Regions from separate parts of the Mus musculus genome. Here all the other regions are linked to region 3. The links are chromatin loops, found by intact Hi-C in ENCODE. Cell type or tissue: left cerebral cortex. All regions are shown on one strand.

Region 1 (5,000 bases), 120 kb before region 3:
GACTGGGTAGGAAGTAAACTGGAGGGACATTGGAGAAAGCACATTGGAGGCTACTGAGTGCACGATCTCGATGAGATGACCTGACCATAGCTTAAACTATAGAGGGACGGTGGGGATGGAAAATGGAGGCTCAATTTGTAATCTACTCCAGACACAGACTAGCAGAACTCAGCGTTAAGTGGGTCACTGTAGAAGGGCAGAAAACGAAAGCAGAAGACCAAGCTTGCCTCCTCATTTTTAAGTTACACAACAGAGTCGAAGGTACCATTTGATGATACGAATGATACAGACATTGGTGAAGAAGTCCAGAGTCTCACCCTGAACAGAGCACTCTGAAATGTTTCCCGTGGGTCTGAGATTCTGCAGCATCAAGAGCGGGTCTAGACAAGAAACCTGGGGCTCAGCAGAATGGCCATCTTCAGCCTCTAAACAAGAAAATCATCTAGAGAGAGAATTTTAAAGAAGAAGATGGCACAAAAAAAAGAACCTGGAGCTGGGTATGGTGATGAGCACACCTTTAATCCCAGCACTTGAGAGGCAGAGGCAGGAGGATCTTTCTGAGTTTGAGGCCAGCCTAGTCTGCTGCCTACACCAAGGTGGAGGTACCGGGTGATATGAGAAACAGTTTGAGTGGGATGGTCAAAGCAATTGTCAAAGGTGAAAGCCTTCTATTGTAACCCCTTGTAGTTCTTAGCTAAGACTATAAAGACTATCAGAAGCAAAAAGCAGGATTATTAACACCACACTTAGTGAGCATCACACAGAAGCCTCCTGAAACACCTCCAGGCAGAGCCTCAGAGCTCTGGCTTATACAACAACTTCCAGCAAGATCAAGAAATTAGAGTGGGGTGGTGGCATATACTTGTAATGCCAGCCTGCAGACATAGGAGGATAGCGTGTGTTACCCAAGGGACAAAGGCAGAAGGGTTTTGAGTTAGAGACCAGCTACATAGACAGATCTTTTCTAAACAAACAAACAAACAAACAAACAAACAAGCACTAGGGGTCAAGAGATGGTTCAGCAATTAAAAGCACTGGCTGCTCTTCCAGATGACCCATGTTTGAATTCTAGTATCTACAAAGTGGCTCATAACTGTCTTAACTCCAGTCTTAGGGTACCCGATGCCCTCTTTTGGCTTTCATGGGCACTAGTTACACACACAGTGCACAGATATACATGCAGGTAAAACACACACAAAATAGAATGAGGGCTGGGAATATGTCTCGGTGGTAGAACACCATTGAGTAGAATGCTACTGTTCAGGACACCTGGTTCAATCTCCAGCACCTGCCAAAAAGAAACAGCAGAGACATGGAATCACAGAGGAGAACAATTCTAGGCTCCAAGGGTCTGAAATGGTGGGAAGAAAATGAATGAATAAAATGTATTTTCACACCCTTCTGTTTCCAATGTAGAGCTGTCACCTGGCCGGGAGAATTTGTATCCCTTTGTGTCCTGTCTCAGGAGAAAGGGGGAGCAGATGGAGCCTTTCTTCTGCTTGCTGTTTCTCCATTGCCTTCAGCTCAACAGCAAACTTTAAATTGAAGGTGATACGTTTTGGTTTCTTCACAGCCAATTTGGGGCCGAAATGTAAACAGTAACAGAACTGTAGGGCCCCTGCCACAGCTCAGCAGATAAAGGCACTTGTTACCACGCCTGACAACCTGGGTTCCATCCCTGGGACTCACATCTCAGAAAGAGAGAATGACCCCTGCCAGATTTCCTCTGATGGAAGTATAGAGGGCATGCTCGCGCATACAGAGGTTGGGAGGGGGATAAAATGTAATATAAATATGCTTTAAAGAACTGAGAAAGTAGAGATGCCGCATTCCAGCATGCCATCCAAATGGTTTCATGCTTACAGGACCATTATCTGTGAAGGAGTACTGGAAGCATGCATGTGATCAAAACATACTTTCTCTCTCTGCTTTTCAGCTACAGATGACAGAATCTGCACACATAGCAACGGGGATGATCAGAAGCAGCAAACGCAGTCATGTGGGGGTAGGTCATCCAAAAGGGAACGACATCACAGGGAAAAGCTCATCTTTTCCCAGTCTTTGTTATGGTAAAATACATATAATACATATAACACTAGCAGCTCCATCTTCTCTGCTTTTTATTATTTATTATTTATGTATTTGGGCTTTAGACATGGGGGAGGTGGAAGGGGGTTGCACATTCCATAGACGCACAGGAAGGACAGAGGAACAACTCATGAACAGATGGAACTCATGACATCAGACTTGATGGCAGGTTCTTTACCTGATGAGCCATCTCACCAGTCCCTGGCAGAGAGAGGGAGGGAGCGAAGGAGGAAGGGAAGGAGGAAGGGAAGTAGGAGGGGGAAGAGAAGTAGGAGGGGGAAGAGAAGGGGGAAGAGAAGGGGGAAGAAAAGGGGGAAGAGAAGGGGGAGGGGAGGGGGCAGAGAAGGGGGAGGGGAGGGGGAGGGGAAGAGGAGGGAAGAGGGGGGAGGGGGAAGAGATTCTCACTATGTAGTCCTGGCTGGCTAGGAACTCTCTATTTAGACCAGGCTGGCCTCAAACTCACAGAGATCTGCCTTTCTCTACCTTCCAAGTGCTGGTGTTAAAGGCTGTGCCACTACACCCCAGGCTTTGGCTAAATTCCTTGTTTGTTTGTTTGTTTGTTTGTTTTTAATTTTATGTGTATGGTTTTTTTTTTTTGGTTTTTGTTTTGTTTTTTTTTTGCTGCAGTATGTCTGTGCACCACGCATATGCCTGATGTCCACAGAGGCCAGAAAAGGGCATCGGATCCCTTAGAACTGGTATTACAATTGGTAGTGAGCCTTAATGGTGTTTTTAGATTAGTTCGAATAAGAGCAAAGCTTCAAAGTGACACCTCCCAGGCACCAGATGGCGCTGTTCAGCTGCTGGGACGTTCTCTGTCACCTGAGAAGCCTCCTTATGACCTAGCAGATTAAAAACAACAAAACACTTTTGTCCTTGTAAATTGGCCTTAGGGCAATTGGAATCGAGGTGACTGCCTGGCTTGGCTTTCAGTGGCCCTGCAAATCCTGCTTTGGGACCAACAAAGGGTGTGTGTGTTTGCAGAGGACACAGTAATAACAAAGGACAGAGCCAGGGTGACCATTTTCTCAGAATGGAGACTTAGGCCTGCCAACCAAACTAGGAGAAACCGACTGCACAATGAATAACATTGGGAATCAGGGCAGAGCCTAGCCCATTTATTAACATGAATCCCTGACTGGGGTGCAGTTCCTGTTGTAGTGTGAAGGCAGGTCCCTAAGCTCCTAGCCATTCACAAGTAGGGGCCCTCCTCACTGTTCCCAGGCCAGCTTCCAAAGGCCAGGCACATTTGCATGTGTGACGTCACTGCCGGCTTTCGTTTAAGGGCCTCTGTCCTAGTTGTACTGAAATAATCTTTCAATCGCATCCTTCCTTCCCTTCTTACATCCCGGCCCAGCTCTGACCTCCTGGAGGAAGTCCATCTGAGCTGCACAATAGCCCAAGGAGCCCCACCCTCCCATTGGCTAGTAGCCACTGTATCTGTTTAAATGTGTTTATACTCTGGTTTGCTCTGTCCGGAGGTGCCTTTCCACTGTCAGACGTTTGTATGTTTCCTCTGGCTTGCCAGGACCTCCCCTATACCTCCCCAAGCCTTAACTCAAACTCAGGCTTCTTTCGGAAAAGCATTTTTTTACTCCTGTTCTGCCCCCAAATCCCCATCTTATTTCTTGCTCAGCTTTGCCAAACAAATCTCCCTTGAACATTTTGCTTTTCTTCCGTCGGCTCTCCAGTTATCTCGGGCAGTGTACTGCTTTCTCCTGAACCTCGAACCTCACAGCATCATTTGATACCGCGGATGGCATTTCCTTTCTTGAAATGGATGCGTGATTTCTACTTTTACCTCTCCTCGCCCCCACCCCTGCCCCCACACCTGACATTAGACTGACCTCATTTTCCCCCAACCCTTTTGGTCCTTTCTTCTCTGTCTTCAGTCACCTTGAATGACTCTTGTATTTTTCTTGCTTCTGCCTTTGAGAGACTTCAAGGAGCAGTGTCATTTGGGAAGGTTAAATCATCCATTAGGGTTCACCTCTACCTTAATGAATTTCTTGTGCAATTTGATCCTCTCTCAAGATTACCGGGCATACTTATCTAACTGCCCTGCAGAATTTCCCACTGGATAAAATACTTTAACCTCAAGTTCAACATTTCATAGATAGGTAGATAGATAGATGGATAGATAGGTAGGTAGATAAATAGATAGGTAGATAAAGATGGATAGATATGATTACTTTATATATATATGATATATCTAATATATCTGATATATATGATTATATATTACTTTATGTGTATATATTGTCTGCATATATGAATGAGCCCCAGATATGGTCTGCATATATGAATGAGCCTGATGCCTTCAGAGAGAGGCCCTCCAAAGTCTGGGAATGAAACCCAAGTTCTCTGCAAGAACAGGTCTTACCCACTGAGCCACTGCGTAAGCTCCCTAGTTTAACCTTTTTTTCCCTTATGAAATCTCTTCAGCTTCCCCCAGCACCTGAACTCTCTCAGTGTCTCTTTCTCTCTTCAGTGACTCCATTGCTCTCATCATCATCCACGCGTGAACATTTCGAAGCATTTCTATTGTTTTCAAACCCAAACTCCATTTTCAGTTCTTCCACCTGCTAGCTATGTGGTCCAAGGTGAGTGATGTAGGCAGATAGATAGAGAGAGAGAGAGAGAGAGAGAGAGAGAACACAGCACATATTACACTCTGAGTATGAGTTCTTAAAGACGTATTTATTATATGTATGTACACTGTGGCTGTCTTCAGATGCACCAGAAGAGGACATCAGATCTCATTACCATAGTTGTGAACCACCATGTGGTTACTGGGATTTGAACTCAGTACCTTCGGAAGAGCAGTCAGTGCTCTTATCTGCTGAGCCATCTCTCCAGCCCCGAGGGCTATCTTTCCATCCTACCTACTAGTAAAAAGATCTGAGTTCAAG
Region 2 (5,000 bases), 180 kb before region 3:
CCAGCACCCACGTGATGAAAGAAGGAAAGCAGCTCCCAAAAGTTGATCTTTGTCACCCATGTGTTATAGTACACAAACACAAAAATAAATAAATAAGACAATATAGTTAAAATGTCCTGCTTTAAGTAATGTTTTTCAAAAGCATGCTATAAAATTGAGATGAGTCTGGCAGATTCTCTTAAACCAAAAACAAGAAAGGAGGTGAAGTCGTGTATTTAGTTGAGTGGAAGTGTAAAGTACTCAAGCTTTTCAATTTTCTGCTAATTTTGTGTCTAAATGTAAACACTTGGAGATCTAATCCAGGTGTAAATAGCGAGAGCTGAGAGGACGTTCATAGACAAGACACAGGCTAGAGTACGGCTCAGTGGCCAAATGCTTGCCTAGCTTGCAGGAGGAGTGTGGTTCCACACCACACAGAGTGAAGACGTTTGTGTACATCGTTAGGGAGAATGGTTAGTACAGCACACACACACACTCACACACAGTAAAAGGATTTTAAATATCTGAAGTTAGCTTTTATTTTACAAAGTCACATGTGTGTAAACTTACAGCCACCTCTTGTAAGCGAAGCTGAGGCGCTGAAAGCACCGGGATGATAGCCTACATGTGTTAGAGGCTCAGATGCAGACTGCAGGCCTGGCAGTCCCTTCAGAGACTAGCATGGCCGTATGTTTTACTCCAAGCATGAATTCTGTCTTCTTTGTGCATCTCACATTTAGCTTTTCTATGTTTGGTGCTGGGATTTGAACCCATCTTCACATGTTCTGAGTGTGCATCCTGCCAGTCTGCTTTTTCCTAATGCTTTCTTAATGCTTGTGCAGACCTGCTCTCTTCTTCCTATAAGAGAGCGCCGAGATCTTTGTGACGTATTAAATGGCAGTGAATTGCTAACAGCAGTGAGAATCTGCACTACGGATTCTCAGTAAACACCACACTAACGAGCGACTTGCTGGACAGCAACCTTTCCTTGGCTTTCAAGTTAGGCTCTTATTGGAGTCACGTGTTTGACCTTATTTACTAAGGTCTGGGCTGTCCTCCACTTCAGCTTTGTGAGTCTGACCTTATAACAAGACTCATTCTTTTCTTTTTTTTAAGATTTACTTATTTATTTTTATGTAGCTGTACAGATGGTTGTGACCCTTCTTGTGGTTGTTGGGAATTGAATTCAGGACCTTTGCTCACTCCTGTCTAAAGATTTATTTATTATTATAAATAAATACACTGTAGCTGTCTTCAGATGCTCAAGAGGAAGGCGTCAGATCTCATTACGGGTGGTTGTGAGTCACCATGTGGTTGCTGGGATTTGAACTCAGGACTTTCAGAAGAGCAGTGAGTGTGCTCTTACCCGCTGAGCTATCTCACCAGCCCAACAAGACTCATTCTTGTTTGATCAGAATACAGTGAAACCGTCTTTCTATGAAAACAAATTAATAGACAAAGATAACTCATTTTTTTTATTACTGTTCTTTTGGGTTTTTAATAATCTCACTATTAGGGACGTGTAATTACACAACCTCACATAGTAACAGTGAAAAATGTTTTTCAGATAACCATTTTTTAAAAATTCTTTCTCACTTTAGAATAAACATTTTACTAAAATCCAGGAATTGTGAATTAAGGTCATGTTTCTTTGCATTCTTAAAAATCTAGGCCTACAGATTAGAACCGTTGATTTTGAAACACTACAGCAACATTTCTCCAGTCCAGATCCACTGGTACAACACTTCAAACCCTCTACCTTATGAGCATATGAAGCCAAATTTTCTCAACCCAGCAAAAGAACCTACCTCAGTTTCAGACAGTGAGAACATAGCAGCTATCCCAAGCCCTGTGACCTCCCCCGTCTTATCTCGGCGCCACTATGGAGAATCTATAACTAACATTGGCAAAGCAAGCATATTGGGTAATTCTCTCATTTCTTACCTATGAATGTAAGTACTTTATGTGTAAGTATTAAGTTGGTTGGAAATGCACTGTTAGAAATCTTCCACCTGTCCATCTCCTGAATTAGCGTCTTTGCTGACTGAAGCAGATGCTCTGACATCCTCTGACTAGATTGAAGAAAGGACGGGGCTTTCTGCTGCTCCTTATAATCTTGGCTCTGTGACTTGCTGAGGGAGCCTTTAAAATGCTGTTGTTTTTATTGCTCTTGTGCATTCTGGGGGCATCAAGGTCTCTGATGTCCTCTCAAAGTGAAATTGTTTAGTCCTTTCGCTTCCTAAGGCAAGAGGGATATTTCATCTCTCCTTGAGTAACTTCCTGTGCCAGCATAGAAATTGGGTATTTCAATTGCATAGCACTTGAATGTGTCCTTTGTTTCTGAGTGAGTGTCCTTTATCTAAGTGCCACAAGATGGCACTCTAAGTAGGCCTTAGCTACCAAACTTACTTGCTATTTGACATCATGCGTAAAGGTTACTAATGGCATTGTATAGCATACATTTAGTAAGACATATTCCTATTAATAGGTAGATGCCCCATGTCAACCGCATGGGTCTCTTGTTAGAAGTTTTAATCTTGCCATAAACCTCTGTAACAATGAATATTTGAATAAAATAACACCTGGGTTGCTTTGGCTATATGTTCCTGTATCTGTATTCCTAGAATTTATATTTTCCTTCTTTTAAACATCATTCTTATTTAGAAACCTACAGTAGAAATTGGAATATTTTTAGGTCCCCACCCTGAGAAAGTCCCTCAGTCAGTCGGCTGTGATTGCGGGTGCTGCTCCCCAGGGTGCTGTGAGCGGAGTCAGTGGAGTGATTGCCTTATTCTGTGACATGCAGGGGCTGCTAGCATTGGAAAGGGCCTTGGAGGAATGTTGTTCTCAAGATTTGGACGTTCTTCAGCATCACAGCCGTCTGAGCCATCTAAAGACTCACTGGAAGATGATAAGAAGCCTTCAGCTTCACCCTCTACCACCACCGTGGCAACGCAGACCCTGCCGCACAGTGGCTCCGGCTTCCTCGACTCCGCATGTCAGTCCTACAGTTCTATCCTTGAGCTTTTGTGCCTTTGTCTCTGTAGCTTTTGATGGGTGGGCGGGGAGGGCTGGGCGAGCAGGGCCAGTAGTGGTCCCACTCAAGTCTGAAGTCGTTGAAAGGAAAGGTAATGTGAGTTTTAAGAATATTTTCTAGGCAAGTGTAGTTTTAGTATCTGCGTTGACAAGTTGCTAGATTATAACCAGGACTCTCTGGCACGAGAGTCTAAATTATCAAGTACAAGACAAGTCTCTGGGGTAGGCAACCCTAGCTTGTACAAAGTACATTTTTATTAATACGCTCACCAAGGTTTAAGTTTCCAGTCACTCTAGATGTGTCCTCTGTCTGACACACTGCTCTGTCCTGCAGCTAACCACACACTCCTATGCAGCTTTCTGAGCCCTCCAAGGCTGAGGCATTCTCTTGGGCCCCACTGTGTGTCTTCTGTCCCTGCCCTGTTACCAGTAGACAGTAGGGAGACCTGTGAGTAGGTGCATGAAGCATTAAGGTAGATCTCTTGTTTCCCAGTAGACTTAAGACTTTTTAATCTGGCATAACTGTAAAGCACTGGTCTGTCGGTGAACTTAAAGTGCCAGGTAATAGCACAGACACTTTGTGTCTTCCCGTCGATGATAAGGAGAGACAGACTCTGAAGCAGCCGCTTCCTTTCTGTAGCTAGCAAGCGGGAATGGACTTCTCCAGTCCTTTTAACAGACTCCACCGCAGCTACCAGGAGCACCGTGTTCTTACTGTGTCTGCCACCCTGAATTCTGAAACAGCCATCAACCAGAACCGGTCTGGGTGGCATCCAAGAGGCTGCCCCACTCCTCCACACACATAGTCCACTCCAGGGTAACTAGGCAGCAGGGCTAGGCGTTCTTATGTGGGCCAACAGCATCTGTCAGTCCTTTCCAGTGCTAAAAAATGTGTTTGCAAGTCATTAGGGCCATGTGTAAACAATTCTTTTTAGATGTTGATATTTGTATAAAGCTCATTTTTCTTCTGAGTTCTTACACTGTTTTTTTTTTATTTTTTAGTTAGAAACATGATTATAAATGTATAAACTTTAGTGGCATGCAGAAATCAAAATAGTTAACTTCTGAAAACAGTTATTTTGGAGGAATTTTGTAAGGTGGCACTAAGAATTTACAGTTCTTCATGGTCTTGTCAGTGCATGGCAGTGATGCTGGTGAATGGGAGGGTGCACACTGGGGACAGACACTCCCGGGAACAGTTGAGACCCCAGCAGGAGTGAACACATACAGTGTCTGAGCAAAGAAAACCCCGGTCCGTTCTGTATGCTGCTACAAATGTAAAGATCCCTCCCTCTCTCCCTCCCTCCCTCCGCAGTGGGAGCTCAGCTGAACAGAACTCACCACACATGTCCCCTCAGACCCAGACCCAGTGTGTGCTGTGCATGCAGCCTGCGGTCCTGCTGGGCTACACCCCAGCCGTGCTGTGTCATACTTGCATGTAAATGCTCTGCCAGTCTTCTTGTTAGATTTCACCTGTAGTCTCGACAACATCTGAGATATCTATGAGTCTGTTTCATATAGTCAGCTCTAAAGAGATAGACTAATGTTAGAGTCAGGCCCTGACAGTGCGCGTCTGTCTTCAGTCACTCTGGGTCTGGGTTCCTGATTCTTAGACTTGCCTCAGTAGAGTTCCTTCTGTGTAATCCTGACTTTTATGCCATAATTGCTGACTTGCAATCCTGAAACTCTCTCTTCCTTAAATCTCTGTGGACCCTGGCTGTTGTGATGAGGTTCTTGGGCCTCCTTCCTCCTCCCCTCCTCACACTGAGTGCCTCAGCTTTCTGGATAGCCTTCATCTGACGCCACTGTCTTTGAGTCTCATTGTCTGAGGGTAAAGAGGATACAGACTGAATCCATGATCAATCCTGTTTTCTCTGTGAAGAGTAAGTCCTGTCAGGTGTCCTTTATTTTCATCGACTTGACACATCTTGCACAGCTATCCTTAATTTCTTCTGAAAAGACAAGGCTTATCTTAAAGCATTTTA
Region 3 (5,000 bases):
TTGTTGGGTGAGTCTTCCATTCTATGGCTATTATTGGCCTCTTTGGAATTTAGGAAAGTGTGATGGCTGTGGGTTGTCTGGTAGGAGGAGCTTCTGCAGGTCAGTGGGTGGCAGAGAAGAATAGAAGTGGGCTAGAAGAAAAGGCTGAGGGGGGCTAAGGGGATCCTGTTTACACCTAGAAGTGGGGTCCTCAGGGATTTGAAGGTGTGAACATGATGGGAAGAGGTTATTTTGCAAGTATATTACAGTAAGGTAAATGATTTTCTAGAGAGACAGGGATGAAAGGAACAGGGGGACCCTGTGTCCTAGCCAAGATTTGGAGTCTCCAGTGAATGAGATTGAGGTGGGAGGAGGGGTATTTATAGACATGTTGTTGCTACAGTGAGGGTGGGATTAGAGAGATTGTAATGTCCCCAGAAAAGATAGTGTGATTCACCTACCCAAGTCCCAGCTAGGTGTGGATACTGAGGGTACTATGTATAAAGTATGTTTAGGTGTGTGTGGGGACAGCTGACAGGAAGGGAAGGGATGGAATGTGCTAGAATGAGGTAGCTGAGAGGGTCCACAGGAAGGAGAAGTGGTGTGTGTGCTTCAAGGTTTAGCAGCATCCAGGAGTGGCGGTAGGTGGGAGGAGTGCCCTTCAAGCTACAGCTCTGGGATGGGGCTGGAGAGACTGCAGTGGGGAACAGGAATGAGGGTGAAAGTCACCTACCAAGTCCCAGCCCAATGTGGTCACTGGGAGTTCCAGAGATCATTCTAGGTACCTGCAGCTGACAGGAAGGTGTGGGAGGGAGATAGCTGGATCTACCATGAGGTTGGTGGAGTCCACTGGGAATGAAAGGAGAAGGAGGGGACCCCGCAAGTGTTCTGATAGAGGACTGGGAATTCAACTTAAGCAAGAGTAATGGAGGGCAGGAAGGAGAGAGGAGAATATGCCCGATATTCAGCCAGGTGTGGTGTGGCCACTGGATTCCCAGGTACAGAGTGTTTCTCTGCCTTTTTATTCTGTCATTTAAAATTAGTTCTGACTTTATAAATGCCTATCAAGTGACATATGCATACACTAATTTATGCAATAATTATATATAACATTATAATCCATTCCCTTATATGTTTCTGATTATGTCCTTCAGAAGTTGAAGTACTAGGCTAAAGTTTGGACATTTTAAAATCTTTCATTTTCTTTCTTTCTTCTCCCTCTTTTGATAAGTTCTTGGTATATAGTCCACATTCTGGAATTACAAGCTTGTACAAAATACCTCTTACTGCTTTCGCCTCCCTGGAGGGACTGCTTTAAAAGACCTGTTCCTGTTGCTTTAGTTTTGAGTTGACTCTTAGTGAGTTTGCATATATTTTCACATAGCTATATGAATTTGTATTTCTCCCTTAGGAAATTATCTTTTTGTTCTTTCTTTATTAAGAGTCTAGTACAGTAATTTATATGTATAGGAAAAGATGTCCTAAGTAGAAGAAATATTTTCTTAGGATAATTTTATAAATAAATAAAATAAATCCTTAAACCTGCCACAATAGGGCAATCCTGTTTGGGGCTGAGAGATGGGTCAGTGGTTAAGCACATGCAGTGCTCTTAAAGGGAACCTGAGGTCAGTTCCCAGCACTCACATCAAGCATCTCACAACCAAGTGTGACTCAAGCTCCAGGGGGATTTCAACCCTACGAGAGCACCTGCACTCATATGCACACACACACACACACACACACACACACACACACACACACCTGTGCACACAGGCACAGACACACACACATGTACACTCACACATACGCATAATTAAAATTGCTAAAAATACTGTTTTAAGTAATTATAGAATGATCAACTTTGGACAAATAGGTAATAAATTAATATAAATATTTTATCTCCAAATTATCCCACAAATTTTCCTGTTAGCTTTTAAGACAAAGACTAAATATGTAACCCCAGCTGGTCTCAAACTCTCTAGCCTCCTAAATGATACTGTGACAAACATGCACCATCATACTCAGCTCCAAACCCTAAGTTTTTACTTTAAAAGTTGCCAGTAGCTTGTTTTTCAGTAGGTGGTTTGTGCTTATTTAAAAAAAAAAAAAAAAAAATCATGCACACACTCAGCGCCATCTAGTGGTAGCAACATAATTTTCACTTGCTAAGAACCAGTGATGTAGCTTGGTTGGTAGCGTTCTTGCCTAGTATGCACGAAACCCTGGGTTCAGTGCCCAGCACCATACGAACCCAGCATCCTGGCACTCACCTGTAGTCCCAGCATCTGAAAGGCCGAGGCAGGAGGATCAGACATTCAAAATTCTTCTCAGCCACATACATGTGTGAGGATAGCCTGGAATCTATGAGACTCTGTTAGTAATTATTACTAATTAATAATATTTATTATATTCTGAGGACCCAAGTTCAGTTCTGATTCCCACACCAGATGGATCACAATCACTTAAAACCCCCCTCTTACACACACACACACACACTCAAATATTAAAAAATAATGTTTTTATTTTAAAACCAAGTTGCCATGTCAGTATATTCCCCCCAAAGTCAAGTTTTATTTTGGTTTTTAAAAAAGATTGATTGATTGATTGATTGATTGATTGATTATATGTAAGAATACTGTAGCCATCTTCAGACACTCCAGGAGTCAGATTTGTTATGACGGATGGTTGTGAGCCACCATGTGGTTGAACTCAAGACCTTTGGAAGAGCAGTCAGTGCTCTTAACCACTGAGCCATCTCTCCAGCCCCAAAGTCAAGTTTTTTTTTAAACTTTTTTATTGATTCTTTGTGAATTTCCCATCATGTACCCTAATCCTACTCATCTCCCCATCCCTGTGTATCCTCCTCTGCCCTTGCAACCTCTCCCCACAAGAAAATAAAAACGAGTAAAATAGAAATAAACAAAACAAAACAAACCCCATCTCATTGTGGAAGCTGTAGTGTGTCAGCGTGTCCCTCAATACACCCTGTTGTTCATACATCTTTGTTTGCAAACGTTCATTGTGATGAGTCACTGGCGTGGTTCCAGGCCTCTGGCTTCTGCCACACTATCAATACTGGATCCTCACTGGGACTCCTCACTGATAGCCTGTTGTTGTCCTGTGTCATGGAGATCCTGTAGCTTGGGATCTGCAGGACCAGCCCCTTCAAGTGCTCCAGCAGTTCATGGATGGGGTAGATGTTGGGGTGAACCAACTCAAAGCCCTGGGTCTGGGCCTGGGTGGCAGCTGAGTTGGTCAGCTCATGAGCTCTCCTGCACCCACACCCCTAGGGCCAGTTCTCCAGCACTGTCCAGATGAGGGGCGGGGCCAGTCTTGCAGCGCCCTCGGACATCTATATGGCCCCAGGCTGCAACCCAGACCAGGGATGTCTGCATGGCCTTTGGTGGGTCATGTTCATCAACACAGACCCCTGTTGCTGCAGTGCCACGGACCCACAGGCTGGGACTTCACCATGGTGTCACATGAGAGAGCAGGCTACTCACATCAGGCTGTTCCTCACTTCCATCCAGTCTCCATCCCGCCTCTCCTCACTGTGCCCACATCCTTCTGCTTCTCCTCCTCTCCCATCTCTCCACCACTCACCTGCTCTTCTTAGTGGCACTCACGTCTCCGGGTATCTTCTGCTCTACCCACGCTTGGTGGTGGCAGGCAAGGGTCATCTCCAGAATGTCAGGGTTTTAATAGCTCTGTCATATAAAATAGAATTTGTGTGTATATGTGAGATACTGGGATTGGATTTAGGGCTTTCTGCATGCTAGGCAAACACTCTACCACAGGGCTGTATCCCGGCTCATATAGGCTGTATCTATTGTCATGTTTTTTGATACAAGGTCTTGCTATGTAGTTGTGGCTAGCCTGAAATTTGCTAGACTTATTTGCTAGATAGACTAGACTAGGCTGGAATTTATGGTGTCTCTTTCTCGCAAGTACAGACACTACACACAGAGAGAGCCAAGGATAAAGCTATCTGTTGTTGCTTTTGTTCTTGTTTTTGTGAGACAGAATTTCTCTGTGTAGCCCTAGCTGTCTTGGAACTTCCTATAAGAACCAGACTGGCCTTCACTCACAGAGACCCACCTACTACAGCTTCCCAAGTGCCGGAATTAAAGACTTGCACCAATACATGGGCAAAACTTTTTTTTAATCTGAATTGTATTGTCTGTAACTAGTAGAATTCTTCAACTTGCCTTCCATACCACTTTGAAACGTACTGCTCTCATAGCATATGTGTGTGTCCAAGTTTGCATGTGTGTATGTGTGTGTGTGTGTGTGTGTGTGTGTGTGCTCTTGTGTTTCTGTATATGACTGTGTACATTTATGTCTCTGTTTATATCTCTGTATACAAACATATGTATGTGCAAGTTTATATGTGTATGCCTATGTGTGTATGTGTCTCTGTGTTTGTGTCTATATTTCTGTTTTTGTGTCTTTGTTTCTGTATGCATATGTGTGCATGTTTATATGTATGTTATTTTTTATTTATTTATTTATTTATTTATTTATTTATTATATTTACACTGTAGCTGTCCTCAGACACTCCAGTCAGATCTCGTTATGGATGGTTGTGAGCCACCATGTGGTTGCTGGGATTTGAACTCCTGACCTTCGGAAGAGCAGTCGGGTGCTCTTACCCACTGAGCCATCTCACCAGCCCTATATGTATGTTATATGTATCCATACATATGAGTCTATGTGTCTGTACATGCTTTTGTATATATCTGTGGATGTGGATGTATGTCTTTGTGATTGTGCATGTGTGTGTGTTAAGTCTGTGTGTATCCTTTTTTTTTTTTTTACAATTTTTTTATTGCAAGACCAAGGGGGATCTCTTCCCAATGATGGCCGACTAGGCCATCTTCTTATACATATGCAGCTAGAGACATGAGCTCTGGGGGTACTGGTTAGTTCATATTGTTGTTCCACCTATAGGGTTGCAGACCCCTTCAGCTCCTTGGATACTTTCTCTAGCTCTTCCCTGTGTTCCACCCAATAGATGACTG
Region 4 (5,000 bases), 270 kb before region 3:
GACGAGGGTCTTGTGTGAATAACGACACGGAAACCGTTCTGGAATGCATCAAGACCCCAAATGTATTAGCCAGGCCCGAGGTTTAAATGCACAAGATGCTGGCCACAATCTCATCCCAATCCCCCTGCCTCAGACTCTTGACTGCTGTAGTTACAAATATGTCCTACCATGTCTGGCCCCTGTTCCCTCTTCTGTGGGAGACTTGAGATAGGTTATAGAAATATTGGTCTACAAAATCTTAGAAGGATTTTTCTACACGATTCTGACTTTATAGAGTGTACACAAAGGACTTCCCAGTCTCATTTCCACGTTGCTGCAATGGAAACAAGAAATCCTATATCCAGGGTGCTGTATGAGTGTAGGCAGATCAACAGCGACCCATTAACCCAATTTTCTGATGGGGCAACAGCATTTCCTGAAGCTAATCCTCACCTGCAACTGTCAGGCCAGTCACTCACAATCACTGGGAACACAGGGACCAATTATGACTCAGTGTTTGCAGAACAGAATGAAGCAGTATGCTAGCAAAGCAGTATCTTTTTCAAAGGCTGACAGAGACCCAGGGAGGTGGAGAAAACCCTGTGTTCCTCAGTGAGCAGCTAAGTAAGGTTTTCTGAAAATCTATGGATACAGGTTTGGAATACCTGGGAGGGGATTGTTCCAACCACTCAACCCCTTACCCAGCCAGCCTCTGACATGCAAAGAAAGCTATCAAGCAACCGCTGTAGGCCCCCAGACTCCTCACTTGGGGTGATAAAAAGCAAGAGAGAAAGAAGAATGAGAGATAAAGAGAGACATAGGCACGAAACGGGACATCCAACTGTCAGGCATTGCTTTCCTTTATCCTTCATTATCTGTTCAGGACTCTCCCTGGACAAGAGATTCTAGCCTCTACGTTGGAGAAAACTGCCATGTTCCCTTCATGTGACAGCTTACTCTCTTCCATTTAACTATCTCCAAGATTTCATCTAACCCCCTGCTTTCTTGCTTTGAGACCTGATGCTCTACGAGACCTGATGCTCTACGACGAATGTCTTCACTTGGTGATACCTCTTTCCATATGTTTCTGCACTTTCTCTAGGAATGATGCTTTTGACAGAAAAGCCCCCAAAGCATCATGATTCCCGCTGCAGCGATCCTCTGTAACCTCGGGGCCTTAGTTCTTCTCACTGCTCGTGAAGGAGGCACCTGCCTTTGCTGGAAAGACTAAAGTGGCTTTGACGTGACTAAGGCAATTCCCCCTCCCGTTCTGGCAGAATCTTGCCTGGGCAGTTCTCAGCCTCTATAGCCAAGTCCCCACAACACTCACTTCTGTCTTGGTAACATGTTTGAGATTCCCATGGCCTTGATCATGTTGTTAACCAAAATAATCAGCAAGTCATGTCTAAAATAACTCTTATGCTCTGCCAGAAATGAGCATTTCAGAGGGTTTACTTTGACCCTTATCTAACTGATGTATCTTGGGGTTTTGCCTTTAAAAACTCTGTATCTCTGAGCTTAGGTACCAAGATGACTTTTCTAAAGCTCACGCCTCCTCTTGGTCTGGCCATCTATAAAAAGGGCTTAAAACTTCTTTAGTTGGTTTAATCAGCATAGTTGACCGAAACTCTGTTATGTGGATCACAACATTGGAGGCCACAATGAGATTCCCCCATGTCCTGTGGGACTCAGCCTCACCCCTGCCCTGCCAGAGAGAGGTCACAGGGGAGATACCCCGACGAATGTTCCAGAGCCCAGTTCTTCTCACTGAGTCCTGAGAGGTCTAGAGTGACTGCCATGTTCCCAGCACCAAAACAGAATCCTACTCACACTCTTAGGATGAGTCTATGTACTGAATTCAGTTCTGGTTCTGGTTGCAGAGGATGAGGCTCATGGGAACTTTCTGGATAAATGAGGTAGGACTTAAGGGGAGTCGAGTCGTCTTCTCTTTGCCCTCCTCTACTTTTTCTTCTCCTCCTTCTTCTGACTAAGAGGGATGGATAGTCAAGGCTCTTTTCCTGGTTTAGGTAGAAAAATTCTAAAGAGAACTTCTCCAGTTCTCCATACTAAGTTGGGACGCCAGGAGTGGGGGACTTTTTATCCTGGTTTAGCCTCTCATGAGAGATTCTATTTTACTTGAATGAATAACCAGCCATTTATTCATGGGTGAGTGATTGAATGTTGTCAGACAAGTTTGACTCACAGAGTTGTTTAATTGATTTCTTGATTTTGCTATTGGTGTTTCTGTTTTGTTTCGTCTCCCCTCCCCTCCCCCGCCCCCAGAAAGGAGTTGCCTCTTCTCCCCCATTCCTCACCAACCCCCAAAGGGCGCTGACGCTGATTAAAATTCTGCTTGATTTTCCAGATGCTGCCAGTAGGTGGCAACCTCTGCCGGTTTTAGCTGTTTTAGCTGTTTTAGCCGTTTTAGTCTTTTTTGTTTGTTTGTTTGCAAAGACTGTCAGCTTTCTTCTCCGGGATAAGAAACCGCCAGTCAAACCCATCAGGTCCTGGAGCTACACACTCCTGGCCCAGGGCTCCACAGTACGGGGTCCTGGGACGACCGTCAGTCTGGGCCCGCTTCACCTAGCAAAGACTGGCTCAGCCTCATCCTGGATGCAACAGCTCCTCCTTCTTCCGGTCAGAAAAAGGACCTGCCAAAGCTAGGGAGTCTGGAAGGGGATGGTGGAGAGGGATTGCTCGCTGATCTGCACAGAGCTAAACTGCAGTGGCACTGCTGGGTACTGGAAGGTAGAGGAAGGCAGTTAGAGGCTGCTTCACCTACAGGGAGTCCAGCGCTGCTGGGCTACCTGTCCCAGGCCTCCTGCTGCCAATGTCTCCAGTCCTCTAGACTCTCAGTCTCCTAGCCAAGAAGCAAGTACACGACTCCAGGGGGCAGTGGGGACATCTCAGTCTCTGGATTCCTGGGTTTGCTGAAAAAGCCCAGACCTTTTATTCTTTCCCTCTGGAGAGACCAGCCTTTGAAACAGAGGAACAAGCCTTCTGAGAACTAACACAGATTGTAACCCAAGTCCCAGATTTAGTTACCAGGTATCCCTAAACCATTCCACCTTTTCACCCATGAGACTCAGAGCATTGCAAAATGTATTTTATCTCAGACCTAGCCAAAGCCTGTAATATATCTATCCAAGCATCTGGACACAGTGGCTGCCAGTTAATCGTCCTGTTCGGGTGCCTTAACCACAACTACTATACAAGTAAGGAAAGCTAATAAGCTCCCTGCTAATAAGCTCCCTGCGTCCAGAACCTGACTTGCAAAGCTCCCCACGCTATGGAAGCCCTCCTAAGAGTGACAAATGGCCAGTGTTTTAGTCATGGTTCTACTGCTATGACGAGACACCATGACCATAGCAACTCTTATAAAAGGAAGCACTTAATTGGCCTTGCTTATAGAAAGATTAGACTAACCTTTAAGAGGATTGATTAGTCTATTATCATCATGGGAGGAACATGGCAGCAAAGACAGGCATGGCACTGGAACAGTAGCTGGAAACTATAACCTAAAAACACAGGCAGACAGGCAGAGAGAGAGAAAGAGACCGGCTCTAATGTGGACTTTTAAAACCTCAAAGCCCACACCTTCTCCAGCAAGGCCACACCTCCCCCAACAAGGCCACATCTCCTAATCTTGCTCAAATAGTCTAAGTCTAACAAATGACTAAGCATTCAAATGTATGAACCTTTGGGGGTCATATATTCCCATTAAAATAACCACAGTTGGTAGATGTCAAAGGCTCACATCACTCAATATCAGTCTGTTGCTTGATTGGTCCTATTTCATTTTGTTGCTGTACTGAGTCTCAACCCTGTGCCATTGCTGCCTGATGGCAACCCTGAGGCCCCCTTCATGACTGTTAGGACTTACTGGACATATCTCAGGCCAGTTAGCCAGACCTCCTGGAGACTCCCATACCTAAGGCCTACTGACTATTGATTTAAAAGGGAGTGCTGCTAAAAGGGACCCTATTATTGAAGAGATTACTAATTGGTCTCTTTTAAAGTGTTTCCAGTCTCTCCTACAGGCCCAGGCTGCAGTCCATTCTAGGGTTCAAGATGCCTTTCTGGATCTCTCCTTAGTGCCTCATCATTCATTCTTCCCAAGAGGCCAAGTGTACTTTAAGAAATTCCAGGAAGGGTGACTGAAGAGACAGCTCAACAGTTAAGGGCACTGACTGCCCTTGCAGAGATCCTGAGTTCAATTCTCAGCAACCACATGGTGGTTCATGGTGTGTCTGGTGTGTCTGAAGAGAGTGACAGTGTATTCTCATACAAAAATAAATAGAAGAAGGAGGAGGAGGAGAAGGAGAAGGAAGAAGAAGAAGAAGAAGAAGAAGAAGAAGAAGAAGAAGAAGAAGAAGAAGAAGAAGGAGGAGGAGGAGGAGGAGGAGGAGGAGGAGGAGGAGGAGGAGGAGGAGGAGGAGGAGGAGGAGGAGGAGGAGGAGGAGGAGGAGGAGAAGGAGAAGGAAGAAGAAGAAGAAGAAGAAGAAGAAGAAGAAGAAGAAGAAGAAGAAGAAGAAGAAGCAGGAGGAGGAGGAGGAGGAGGAGGAGGAGGAGGAGAAGGAGAAGGAAGAAGAAGAAGAAGAAGAAGAAGAAGAAGAAGAAGAAGAAGAAGAAGAAGAAGAAGAAGAAGAAGAAGAAGAAGAAGAAGAAGAAGAAGAAGAAGAAGAAGAAGATAGTAGTAGTTCCAGAAAAATGTACTGACATCTGCCTGCCTGGAAAGGACTTCACGCTGTCATCCTGACATCAGCTGCAACCAAGGTTGATGGATATCTGCCTGGATTCACCGCTCCCTTGCCAAGCCTGTTCCAGACCAGGACCAGAAATGAACCCTCTTACCTGAACCAGATCCATTCAGGCTGAGACTCTTTCACAATAGGACTCCTGTTTGGTTATATACCCCCTTTTCCTGCCTCTTGTAATCCTTGTCTCACGGTTACTCTTAAGTCAGAGACTTATTTCGCTCCCACGGGATCTTGGCTTGCCTGTACCATGGGTCTCATGTG

Evidence for each region. A loop is a pair of places that touch in the nucleus more often than their neighbours do. Peaks named below come from ENCODE experiments on the same cell type or tissue, not always from the same donor. Only the 100,000 strongest peaks of a DNase experiment are listed, where the experiment ranks them.
Region 1: it touches region 3 in a loop (2.1-fold over the local background); 20 of 42 quality-filtered maps call a loop at or near these places.
Region 2: it touches region 3 in a loop (4-fold over the local background); 14 of 42 quality-filtered maps call a loop at or near these places.
Region 4: it touches region 3 in a loop (4-fold over the local background); 20 of 42 quality-filtered maps call a loop at or near these places.

The regions. Positions count from the first base shown.
Region 1 is chr14:45,538,280-45,543,279 of GRCm38, reverse strand. It overlaps Gm46452 (a long non-coding RNA gene), which reads right to left. Exons shown (of 3, transcript XR_001781252.2): 3 at 4,612-4,677. Gm41144 (a long non-coding RNA gene) reads left to right here. Exons shown (of 4, transcript XR_003951187.1): 2 at 1,417-2,005; 3 at 4,580-4,691. Among named protein-coding and RNA genes, the nearest start is that of Gm41144, 2.6 kb to the left of the region's middle. In left cerebral cortex, a CTCF peak has its summit at 2,876 (motif pointing right); DNase peaks (open chromatin) are centred at 2,943 and 3,304; H3K27ac peaks cover 1,333 bases.
Region 2 is chr14:45,599,542-45,604,541 of GRCm38, reverse strand. Ddhd1 (DDHD domain containing 1) reads left to right here. Exons shown (of 14, transcript NM_001042719.2): 11 at 1,651-1,903; 12 at 2,786-2,977. Among named protein-coding and RNA genes, the nearest start is that of Gm41145, 20 kb to the right of the region's middle. In left cerebral cortex, a CTCF peak has its summit at 2,353 (motif pointing right); DNase peaks (open chromatin) are centred at 2,344 and 3,769; H3K27ac peaks cover 1,813 bases.
Region 3 is chr14:45,420,585-45,425,584 of GRCm38, reverse strand. It overlaps Gm41143 (a long non-coding RNA gene), which reads right to left. Exons shown (of 3, transcript XR_874578.1): 3 at 3,215-3,686. Among named protein-coding and RNA genes, the nearest start is that of Gm34250, 24 kb to the left of the region's middle. In left cerebral cortex, a CTCF peak has its summit at 2,133 (motif pointing left); DNase peaks (open chromatin) are centred at 2,134 and 3,048.
Region 4 is chr14:45,688,478-45,693,477 of GRCm38, reverse strand. No RefSeq gene overlaps it. Among named protein-coding and RNA genes, the nearest start is that of A530076I17Rik, 22 kb to the right of the region's middle. In left cerebral cortex, a CTCF peak has its summit at 2,356 (motif pointing right); DNase peaks (open chromatin) are centred at 507, 2,408 and 2,565; H3K4me3 peaks cover 531 bases; H3K27ac peaks cover 474 bases.